Linked DNA regions of Homo sapiens: region 1 is linked to region 2. The links are chromatin loops, found by intact Hi-C in ENCODE. Cell type or tissue: stomach. All regions are shown on one strand. Region 1 overlaps MEI1 (meiotic double-stranded break formation protein 1). Region 2 overlaps CENPM (centromere protein M).

The links. Hi-C counts contacts between places; a loop is a spot of excess contacts. Peaks named below come from ENCODE experiments on the same cell type or tissue, not always from the same donor. Only the 100,000 strongest peaks of a DNase experiment are listed, where the experiment ranks them.
Region 1: a loop joins it to region 2, with 2.3 times the contacts of the local background. A loop is called at or near these places in 77 of 110 quality-filtered maps.

The regions. Positions count from the first base shown.
Region 1 is chr22:41,752,014-41,757,013 of GRCh38, forward strand. MEI1 (meiotic double-stranded break formation protein 1) reads left to right here. Exons shown (of 31, transcript NM_152513.4): 16 at 578-638; 17 at 1,936-2,033. Among named protein-coding and RNA genes, the nearest start is that of CCDC134, 46 kb to the right of the region's middle. RefSeq lists an enhancer at 601-810. In stomach, no CTCF peak of the experiment used is centred here; no DNase peak of the experiment used is centred here.
Region 2 is chr22:41,937,907-41,942,906 of GRCh38, forward strand. CENPM (centromere protein M) reads right to left here. Exons shown (of 6, transcript NM_024053.5): 6 at 831-1,290. The coding sequence ends at 1,150. Among named protein-coding and RNA genes, the nearest start is that of CENPM, 6.7 kb to the right of the region's middle. RefSeq lists enhancers at 1,702-2,669, 2,160-2,519, 3,270-3,469. In stomach, CTCF peaks have their summits at 3,560 (motif pointing left) and 3,761; DNase peaks (open chromatin) are centred at 2,295, 3,189 and 3,525; H3K27ac peaks cover 2,861 bases.

The sequences.
Region 1 (5,000 bases), 190 kb before region 2:
GAGCTGAGATCATGCCACTGCACTCCAGCCTGGCGACAGAGTGAGGCTCCGTCTCAGGAAAAAAAAAAAAAGAAAAGAAACTGTTATTGGACCTCTGTTCTGAGAATCAATTGCTTTCAACAGACAATTCAGAGATGAGAATAAAATAGTAACTACTGTTCTTTCTGCATCTGAAACTGGATTGTTTTCTATAAAACTGAAAGAAGGGATAGAAGGAGCAGATGTGCCCTTCCTAGGTCCTTGTCAAATGTACCAAATTGTAGTGGAGGATCATTCAGAATGGAAGAAAATGAACACTTATTGCAGCACTTACTTTGAGCCAAGTATTTGTTAGATGTTCTCCATACATTTATCTTACTTAGCTTTACAACACCCTGTGAGGTACAAATATCAAAACTGAGTCTCAGAGAAGTTAAAAAACTTTTCCGGAGTGAAACTACTAGACAGTGGTGGAGTACATTTTGAACCAAGTCTGTGTAACTCTGAAACCAGAGCTTTTTGATACCACCCAGGCTTGGGACTCTCTGTGACAAGTCTGGTTTAAACTGCTCTCTGCTTTATTCCCACTTCTCTGAAGCTTCCTCATCCTTCATACGACTGACCCTGGAGCTGAAGGCCAGGTTTTGCAGTGGTCTGAGGTATGTGTGGTCCCAGGCAAGATTGAGTGGCCAAGGGGCCAATGTCCCTCTTGATGGGACAAGTGGGAATTGTTGGCTGGTGTGTTTTAGTCATGGGCTCATGGTGGTGTTGACATAGTGTCAGCATTGCTCAGCATCTGGTGCAATAAGCTGGTCATGCTTCTGTAGGTTGTATTGAATCTAACGTGGTAAGGATCTTATTCCTGGTGATACTTGGATGGGTACCTGTCACATCAAAACTGGGAGAGGCCTGGTGCAGTGGCTCATGGCTGTAATCCCAGCACTTTGGGAGGCCAAGATGGGAGGATTGCTTGAAGCCAGCAGTTCAAGATCAACTTGGGCAGCATAGCAAGACCCTGGTCTCTACAATTTTTTTTTTTTTTTTGAGATGGAGTCTTGCTCTGTCACCCAGGCTGGAGTGCAGTGGTACAATCTTGGCTCACTGCAACAACCGCCTCCTGGGTTCAAGCAATTCTCCTGCCTCAGCACCTGAATAGCTGGGATTACAGGTGCTTGCCACCATTCCTGGCTAATTTTTGTGTTTTTAGTAGAGATGGCCAGACTGGTCTCAAACTCCTGACTTGAGGTGATCCGCCCGCCTTGGCCTCCCAGAGTGCTGGGATTACAGGCGTGAGCCACCGTGGCTGGCCACAAAAGTTTTGTGTTGTTTTTTTTTTAATTAGCCAGACCTGGTGGTAACACACCTTTAGTCCCAGATACTCAGGAGGCTGAGGCGAGAGGATCCTTGAGCTTATGAGGTCAAAGCAGCAGTGAGCTATGATCGCATCCCACTCTAGCCTGGACGACAGAGTGAGACCTTGTTTCTAAAAAAACACAAAAAGCCCCAAAAAACGCTTTCAGAGATCATTTGTTTAACCTCTTATTTAAATGAGGAAACTGGCCGGGTTTCCTCCGCCTTCTGAGTTCAAGTGATTCTCCTGCCTCAGCTTCCTGAGTAGCTAGGATTACAGGTGTGTGCCACCACGCCAGGCTAATTTTGTATTTTTAGTAGAGACAGGGTTTCACCATGTTGGTCAGGCTGGTCTAGAACTCCTGACCTCAGGTGATCCACCAGCCTCAGCCTCCCAAAGTGCTAGAATTACAGGCATAAGCCACTGTGCCCAGCCCCATATTTACTTTTCATAGCCACCTTAAGACCTCCTCTGCCACGGCCATGGCTAGAATTTCACTAGCCTCTGGCACAAAGCAGTGGTGCCCAGGCATATGGCAGGGATAATGCTCTCCCAGCCAAAGTAGCAATGTCATCTCTTCTATTCTTTCTTCTTCTCCCTCTAAGTCACTCAGCCCTAAACCAGGTGTGTTCCAATTTCCTCTACTATATGTGCCTCAACCTTCTCTCAGCTCCAGAGAAGACAGGACCACCTTCCAAAGAAGGTAAGATGCTACAATTTGACCACTCATGTGGCCTGTGCTGGTCTTTAGAGTCTGGGTGCCTTGCTGATTGACTAGATAGTGAGTTAGTACAGCCACGAGATTTCTTTGCCTGAGGCTGCCCAGAGGAATCGGAGTGATGCAATTATAGGTTGATTCCTAGGGATATGAAGTAATAGAACTGGAAAATGATGGAACCCAAGGCTCCTGGCACCTTAGAGTTGAGAAGGATCCTAATGTTCATCAAGTCCAGTTCCTTCTTCCTGACAGTCTCCTCTGCAACATCCCCATACCATAGGCCTCAGGAGTCCAGTGTTCACTATAGCATTAATAGTGTGTTCTATTTCTTCATTCATTCAAGTAGTGTTTCTTTTTTCTTTTTCTTTTTCTTTTTGTTTTTCTTTTATTTTAAGACAGTCTCGCTCTGTTGCCCAGGCTGGAGTGCAGTGGCATGATCTCAGCTCACTGCAACCTCTGCCTTCCAGGTTCAAGTGAGTCTCCTGCCTCAGCCTCCCAAGTAGCTGGGATTACAGGCTCCTGCCACCACGCCTGGCTAATTTTTGCATTTTTAGTAGAGACGGGCCTTCACCATGTTGGCCATGCTGGTTTCAAACTCCTGACCTCAGGTAATCTGCCTCGGCCTCCCAAAGTGCTGAGATTACAGATGTGAGCTACCGTGCCCAGCCAAGAGGTGTTTCTTGAGCACCTGTTGTGTGTCAGACTCCATTCCAGGTGCTGGTGAAAGAGCCAGGGATACAAAGCCCTGCTGTCATAAATTGAAACAGGCAGGCAATAAGCAAATGCATACTATGTCAGAGATCCATAGGCACTATGAAGAAAATAAAACTGGGCAAAAGGATAGAGAGTGATAGAAGGAGGAGAGAGACATGTTAGATAGGGTGGTCAGGGAAGGCCTCCATGTGGAAGTGGTATGTGAGCAGAGGTCTGAGTCAAGTAAAGGAAAGCCATGCAGAATCTAGGCAGGAGGAACAGCAGCTGCAGGGCTGAGAGCTGGAAGTTTTTCCTCTTGTTGAACATTCATTGAGCTTCTGCTACCTGCCAGGGGAGGCCTAGGTACTGCTGTGGATAGAGCGATTATAACAGTATGTTATTTGCCCTGAGGGGTTCCTCTATCTTAGACCTGTCTCCTGATATAATAGAAAACAGTTTAATAATTGTTTCATCATTCATTCAACAAATATACCTCTGTGGGTAAGACCTAGTTCTGGCTCTTTTCCCCCTTATTATATTTGTGAAGATTCTGTGTCCTCTCCCCCACTCTCTACACCTGCTGCTCTCTTTTATCTTTCCCAGACATCATGCTGAGAGGGAGCAAAGCCCAGGTGAGCATTTTTATTGCTTCCAACATAGCTTGGCTACTGGTTCTCTCACTATGCTGGCTACTCCTTTCTGCAATCTCCCTGTTAAGGCATGATCTGGCCTGCAGAGAGAATAGCATGATTTCTGCCATGTAGCCTAAGACTATTGGCAGTCACATCACCATCACCTCTCATGCTCATAAGTGCCTGCTCCACTGCTTCTGGCAGTTCCCTTGCTTGTCAAACCAAGGGGAGCCCCACACATCTCCTGCCTTAAACACTGGGGCTTCTTAAATCTCATTGTGCCAGGAAATGCAGCACATCTCTCATAACATTCAGACTGCTTTCTTTTATATATCAGGAGAAAGGCAGGTGGATGTGTGTGGCTGAAGGATATTTGTTTCATTATTATTATATTGATGAGAGCATGCTTTGGTGGACAAGCACTGAACTTGGAATTAGGAGAGCTGACCTGGCTCTGCTACCAAATTGCTGTGGGACATGCGCTATCCTCACCCTCTGCTTGCCCAGGACTTGGCCCTGGCAGGATGGATTCTTTCGGTTGACCTTCAACTGAGGTCCTGTCTTTCAATCTCTCATCCACTCACTGCTGGAAGGATTATCTGAAAACAAAGTCTTAACATCTTAACTCCCCTGGCTTTCAGCTGTGGTCTCCACACATCAGTCTGTGGAGTAGTGTCAAATAGTGATGAAGTTTTCTCTGGTCCATGGTGAAATGTGGAACATAAGGATAAAGTTGACTTTATTTAGGTTTTTTTGTTTGTTTTGTTTTTTGAGGCAGAGTCTCAGTCTGTTGCCCAGGCTGGAGTTGAGTGATGTCAGCTCACTGCAACCTCCACCTCCCAGATTCAAGTGATTCTTGTGTCTCAGCCTCACGAATAGCTGGGACTACAAGCATATGTCACCATGCCCAGGTGATTTTTTTGTATTTTTAGTAGAGATGGGGTTTTGCCATGTTGGCCAGGCTGGTCTTGAACTCCTGGCCTCAAACAATCTACCTGCCTTGGACTCCAAAGTGCTAGGATTACAGGTGTGAGCCACCGCACCTGGCCTTTATTCAAATTTTAAACTCTGAAGTCAGTCTTTTTCTTTCCTTTTTTTTTGTTTTGGGACAGCGTCTTGTTCTGTTGCCCAGGCTGGAGTGCAGTGGCGTGATCTCGGCTCATTGCAACCTCCACCTCCCGGGTTCAAGCAATTCTCCTGCGTCAGCTTCCTGAGTAGCTAGGACTACAGGCACTTGCCACCACGCTTGTCTAATTTTTGTATTTTTAATAGAGACAGGGTTTTGCCATGTTGGCCAGGCTGGTCTCGAACTCCTGACCTCAGGTGATCCACCTGCCTTGGTTTCCCAAAGTGCTGGCATTACCGGCTTGAGCCACCACGCCTATCCTTCTTTCCTGTTCTTTTGGTATTAAAATATTCTTTCTTTTATGAAACCGTTTTCGTAAGAAATCTAGAAGTCTCTGCCCTCAGGATGAAGTCCCAATTCCTTAAGTGGCATTTGCTTAAAGGTCTTTCACAGTCCAACTGCAGATTACATCACATAGTTCCCCAGCTTCTGACACCCCACATCTATTCACTGACTATCCAGTGACACTGAATGGAAACATGGCATGTCTTCTCATGCCTT
Region 2 (5,000 bases):
GATCTCAGCTTACTGCAAGCTCCGCCTCCCAGGTTCATGCCGGTCTTCTGCCTCAGCCTCCCAAGTAGCTAGGACTACAGATGCCCGCCACCATGCCTGGCTAATTTGTTTGTATTTTTAGTAGAGGCAGAGTTTCACTGTTAGCCAGGATGGTCTCGATCTCCTGACCTTGTGATCTGCCCGCCTCGGCCTCCCAAAGTGCTGGAATTATAGGTGGGAACCACCGCGCCCAGCATTTTTTTTTTTTTTTTTTGAGACGGAGTCTCGCTCTGTTGCCCAGGCTGGAGTGCAGTGGTGTAATCTCGGTTCAACACCACCTCCGCCTCCCAGGTTCAAGTGATTCTCCTGCTTCAGCCTCCCGAGTAGTTGAGACTACAGGCCTGCATCACCATGCCTGGCTAATTTTTGTATTTTTAGTAGAGACAGGGTTTCACTATGTTGGCCAGGCTGGTCTCGCTTTTTTTTTTTTTTTTTTTTGAGGTGGAGTCTCACTGTGTTGCCCAGGCTGGAGTGCAGTGGCACAGTCTCAGCTCACTGCAACCTCCGCCTCCCGGGTTCAAGTGATTCTCCTGCCTCAGCCTCCTGAGTAGCTGGGACTACAGGCGCCCACCACCACATCTGGCTAATTTTTGTATTTTTGTAGAGACAGGGATACACCATGTTGGCCAGGATGGTCTCGAATTCCTGACTTCAAGTGATCCACCCACCTCGGCCTCCCAAAGTGCTGGGATTACAGGCGTGAGCCTCTGCACCTGGCCCACCCTGCCCTACTCTTAATTGTTCTGAGTCAGTTTCCTCATCTACAAAGTCAAAGTGGTGAATGAGACCAGTGATTTTTAAACTTTTTTTAGCCACAGACCTTTTGTTCAAAGGAAACCTTAAATGGAGATGTAACACGCCAGCTGCTTAAAGACACAGGCTCTGCAAGAGTGAGTGTGGGAGTGGGAGGGGGCTACAGTCTCGCCAGCTGGGCCCCCTCGCTGCTTCTGCCCAGCTCTCCCTGCTGCAGCACTGGCACTGCAGGGAACCTTCCCAGCCACGGCGGGCTGAGCCTGGGCCTGTCAAGCCCTGACTGGACATCCTCAACAGAGAATGTTTATGGAGTCAGCACGAAGCCATGAGAAGGGGCAGCCCAGGGGCCAGCCACCCTCACAGGTCCTCCAGGGAGGGGCCCTCAGAGCTTCTCAGCAGGGACAGCAGGTTCAGAGCTGAGACACCGGGCACGTGGCCAGCACAGATCTGCAGCACGCGCACCAGGCGCTGCGCCATGGTGGCCCTAAAGCCTTCCACCTGCGGGGAGAGCAGAGAACAGCAGTGAGATAGAATGCTGGCCCTGCTCCCTTACCCAGAGCAGCTGCAGGGGCTGCCAGAGCAGGGCTGGGGGCGGATACTTGGGGGTAGCTCAGGTCACCACTGCCCACCACAGCCACGCCCTCATTCATGCCACACCTCAGAGTAGCTTCCAACTGCCTCAGCTTGCCCAATCCTTCAAACAACCTCCGGAGACATCCAGAGCCTGACCTCCTGCTCAAGAGGAAATGAAGGCTTAACAAGGCTGGCTAGGTCGAACAAACTGTCTAGGGTCACCCAGCTAGTGACTCCAGAGCTGAGCTCTGAATCAGGGCTACTTCCAACCAATGCCCAGGCAGCTCGGGCCCCAGATGCTCAAGACCAGGGAGCAGAAGATACAGGGATAGGAAGGAGGGAGGGGCAGCGGGTGGCCCTCACCACAGATAAGAAGGTGCCATCAAAAAGGAATGGGCCCAGGGGAGCTGTGGGGCCAGAGAGGGACAAGACTGCTCTAGGCCCGGGCACAGATGTTCTAGACACGTCCGCTGGAAGAACACGATGCTGCCCAGTGTCTGTCTCAAAAAAGAAAGAAAAAGAAAGAAAAAGAAAGAAAAAGAAAGAAAAAGAAAGAAAGAAAGAAAGAAAAAGAAAGAAAGAAAGAAAGAAAGAAAGAAAGAAAGAAAAAGAAAGAAAGAAAGAAAGAAAGAAAGAGCCTCCAGACCTGTCTCTCTATTTCTGCCCTAGTTTCCCTTCAGTCCACTCTCCTCCCGGCAGCCAGAGGGGTCCATTTAAAACCCAAGTCAGGCCACATCCCTCCCTGGCCCCAAGCCCTCCAGCAGCTCCCCACCAGGCTCCACTGATCCAGCCCCACCATTCCTGATTTCTCCACCCCAACCCGCCCTTTGCTATTGTGCTGCAGCCACCCAGGCCTGCCTGCCAGACCTTGAGCACACCAGGCAAGTCCCACACTCGGCCCATGCACTTGCTGTTCCTCCTTCCACGAGGTATCTCCGTGGCCTGCCTGCCTACTTCCTTCAGGTCTTTATTTATTTAGAAGTCCTGTTTGCAGGGGCGTTCCCTGGTTACCCTGCCTAACTCTTGCCTGTTTACCACCACCTGACACGCCACGCCTCCACTTTCCAGCACGTCATTTACCCCATTTGTTTCCTTGACTAGAACAAAGCTGGGGCTTTTTTTGTTTTGTTTTGAGACAGAGTCTCGCTTTGTCACCCAGGCTGGAGTGCAGTGGCACCATCTTGGCTCACTGCAATCTCTGCCTCCCAGGTTCAAGCGATTCTTGTGCTTCAGCCCCCTGAGTAGCTGGGATTACAGGTGTGTGCCACCATGCCCAGCTAATTTCTGTATTTTTAGTAAAGACTGGGTTTCACCATGTTGGCCAGGCTGGTCTCAAACTCCTGACCTCAGGTGATCCTTCCACCTCGGCCTCCCTAGGATTACAGGTGTGAGCTACCGTGCCCAGCAGGAAGCTGGGGTTTTTGACTCTTTTGTTCTGTGCTGTGTCCCTGGAGCCTAGAACAGTGGTCGGTACCACAGAAACTCAGGAAGTATTTTTTTAATAAGTCCTCTAAGTTTGGTGGCCTTTGTTCCTGAAATCTATCTCTAGGCTGCTGAGGCTTGGGTTCCACAACCTGCCTCCTGCAGCAGCCTCGACCCAGCCTCCTGCCTCTGGCCAGGCTTCCTCCAATCCACATCACTCCAGAGACGTGACCCAAATGCCCAGGTCTGACCACAATCATGACTTTGCTCATGACATCCAAGAAGAAATGACCTAATTCTACCACCAGGCTCCCAGAGCTCAGCAAATCCTTCTGCTGTTGCTTATGTTACATGTCTGCTTATTTCATGAGATTCTGAGAGGGCAGGGCCAATATCTGACTCATTTGTGTTCCCAGGGCCCAGCACAGAGCCCTACCAGCAGACCTAGGCAATTATTTCACTGGGCCAATCACATACCTTCCTGTGTTTCCTCATCAATGGAACGGGGCCGGTAATTCCTGCCACGCAAAGGCCTCAAGATATATGGTGGGGCTTAAACTCAATTATGCAGAAGAGTGTTCTGAAGAGGACAACACCAGCATGAAGAAGGAGGCCAGTTCAAACCCTGGGTGCTCCATCTGAGGGATGCAGGCCTATGTCCTGAGCAGGCATTTCTGCAGCTCCTGCTGCGGCGGGAACCAGGCTGGGACCTCCTGCTTCCTGCCCAGGCCAAGAGAGAACCCAGGACCTGGCCTGGCCTGCCACCTCATGGCCACAGACAGAATTACACCACTTGTCACAGGGTGAGTAGGCACCACTGTCCCCCACCAGCACCTGAACTATGGAGCAAAGATCGTGACTCCCCTTTAGAGATGCTTCGTGGCAGACAAAGTGACCTATTCAAAGTCACACGGTCAGCAGGCTAGGACAGCAGAACAGCTGGCTCTACCCCTCACTCACGAGCTGTCTGACCCTGAGCAAGTCGCCTGTTCTCTCTGGGAGGAAAGCCTGGCGGGGCAGGCACTTCAGGTGTGCCCAGGCCTCAGGGTCCCATCTGTGAGATCAGAGTGCTGATCTGGTCAGGGGCTCAAAAAGTAGTCATCAACTAGGAAATCAAATGCGTGATAGAGTCAAGTGTGTATCATGATCGATGCATCGAGCAAGGGGCAGGCCTAATGGCTGCTGCCACATGAGACAGTGATGAGACCTGCCCAATCCTAATGTGATATGAAAACATCCCCATTTCTACTGGCGACAGCCACAGACTGCTATCCTCTGAATTCTGCCCTTAGACCAGAGGAGTGCCCTGACACCAGGATAAGGGACCCTGGTCTAGACAGTGGTGATGGATTGGTGGTCACAGATCATGTGCTGACTCGGTTCTCCCTGCATTTCATCACTTTGCTTTCGGTAACAGGCACAAGACCCAGAACAGAGCAGAAACACAACTCTTCGAAATGTATCTCAAAACCAATAAACAGGTTTCCAAAGGAATGGAGCAGGCCTGGCACATGGGTGTGGCAGTGCGGGCCCTGGGACCCCTCAGTAGACCCATCGCGGGGAGCACATCAACTCCTGCTGAGGCCTCTTTAGCAAAAAGTCATCAGGATTTATCCTGCATAAAAAGCGGCTAAAGGCCAGGCTCCGTGGCTCGCTCCTGTAATCCCAGCACTTTGGGAGGCTAAAGTGGGAGGATCGCTTGAGGCCAGGAGTTCAAAACCAGTGTGGGGAACACAGCAAGACCTCATCGCTATATTAAAAAGTAAATAAACAGTGGCCGGGTGCAGTGGCTCATGCCTGTAATCCCAGCACTTTGGGAAGCCGAGGCGGGCGGATCACGAGGTCAGGAGATTGAGACCATCCTGGCTAACACGGTGAAACCCCGTCTCTACTAAAAAATACAAAAAATTAGCTGGGCGTGGTGGTGGGTGCCGGTAGTCCCAGCTACTTGGGAGGCTGAGGCAGGAGAATGGCGTGAACTCGGGAGGCAGAGCTTGCAGTGAGCCGAGATCGCGCCACTGCATTCCAGCCTGGACAACAGAGCAAGACTCCATCTCAAAAAAAAAAAAAAAGTAAATAAATAAATAAATACTTAGCTAGGTGCGGTGGTGCATGCTTGTAGTCCTAGTTACTCAGTAGGCTGAGGTGGGAGGTTCACTTGAGCCCAGGAGCTCAAGTCTGCAGTGAGCCATGAGTACACCACTGCAATCCAG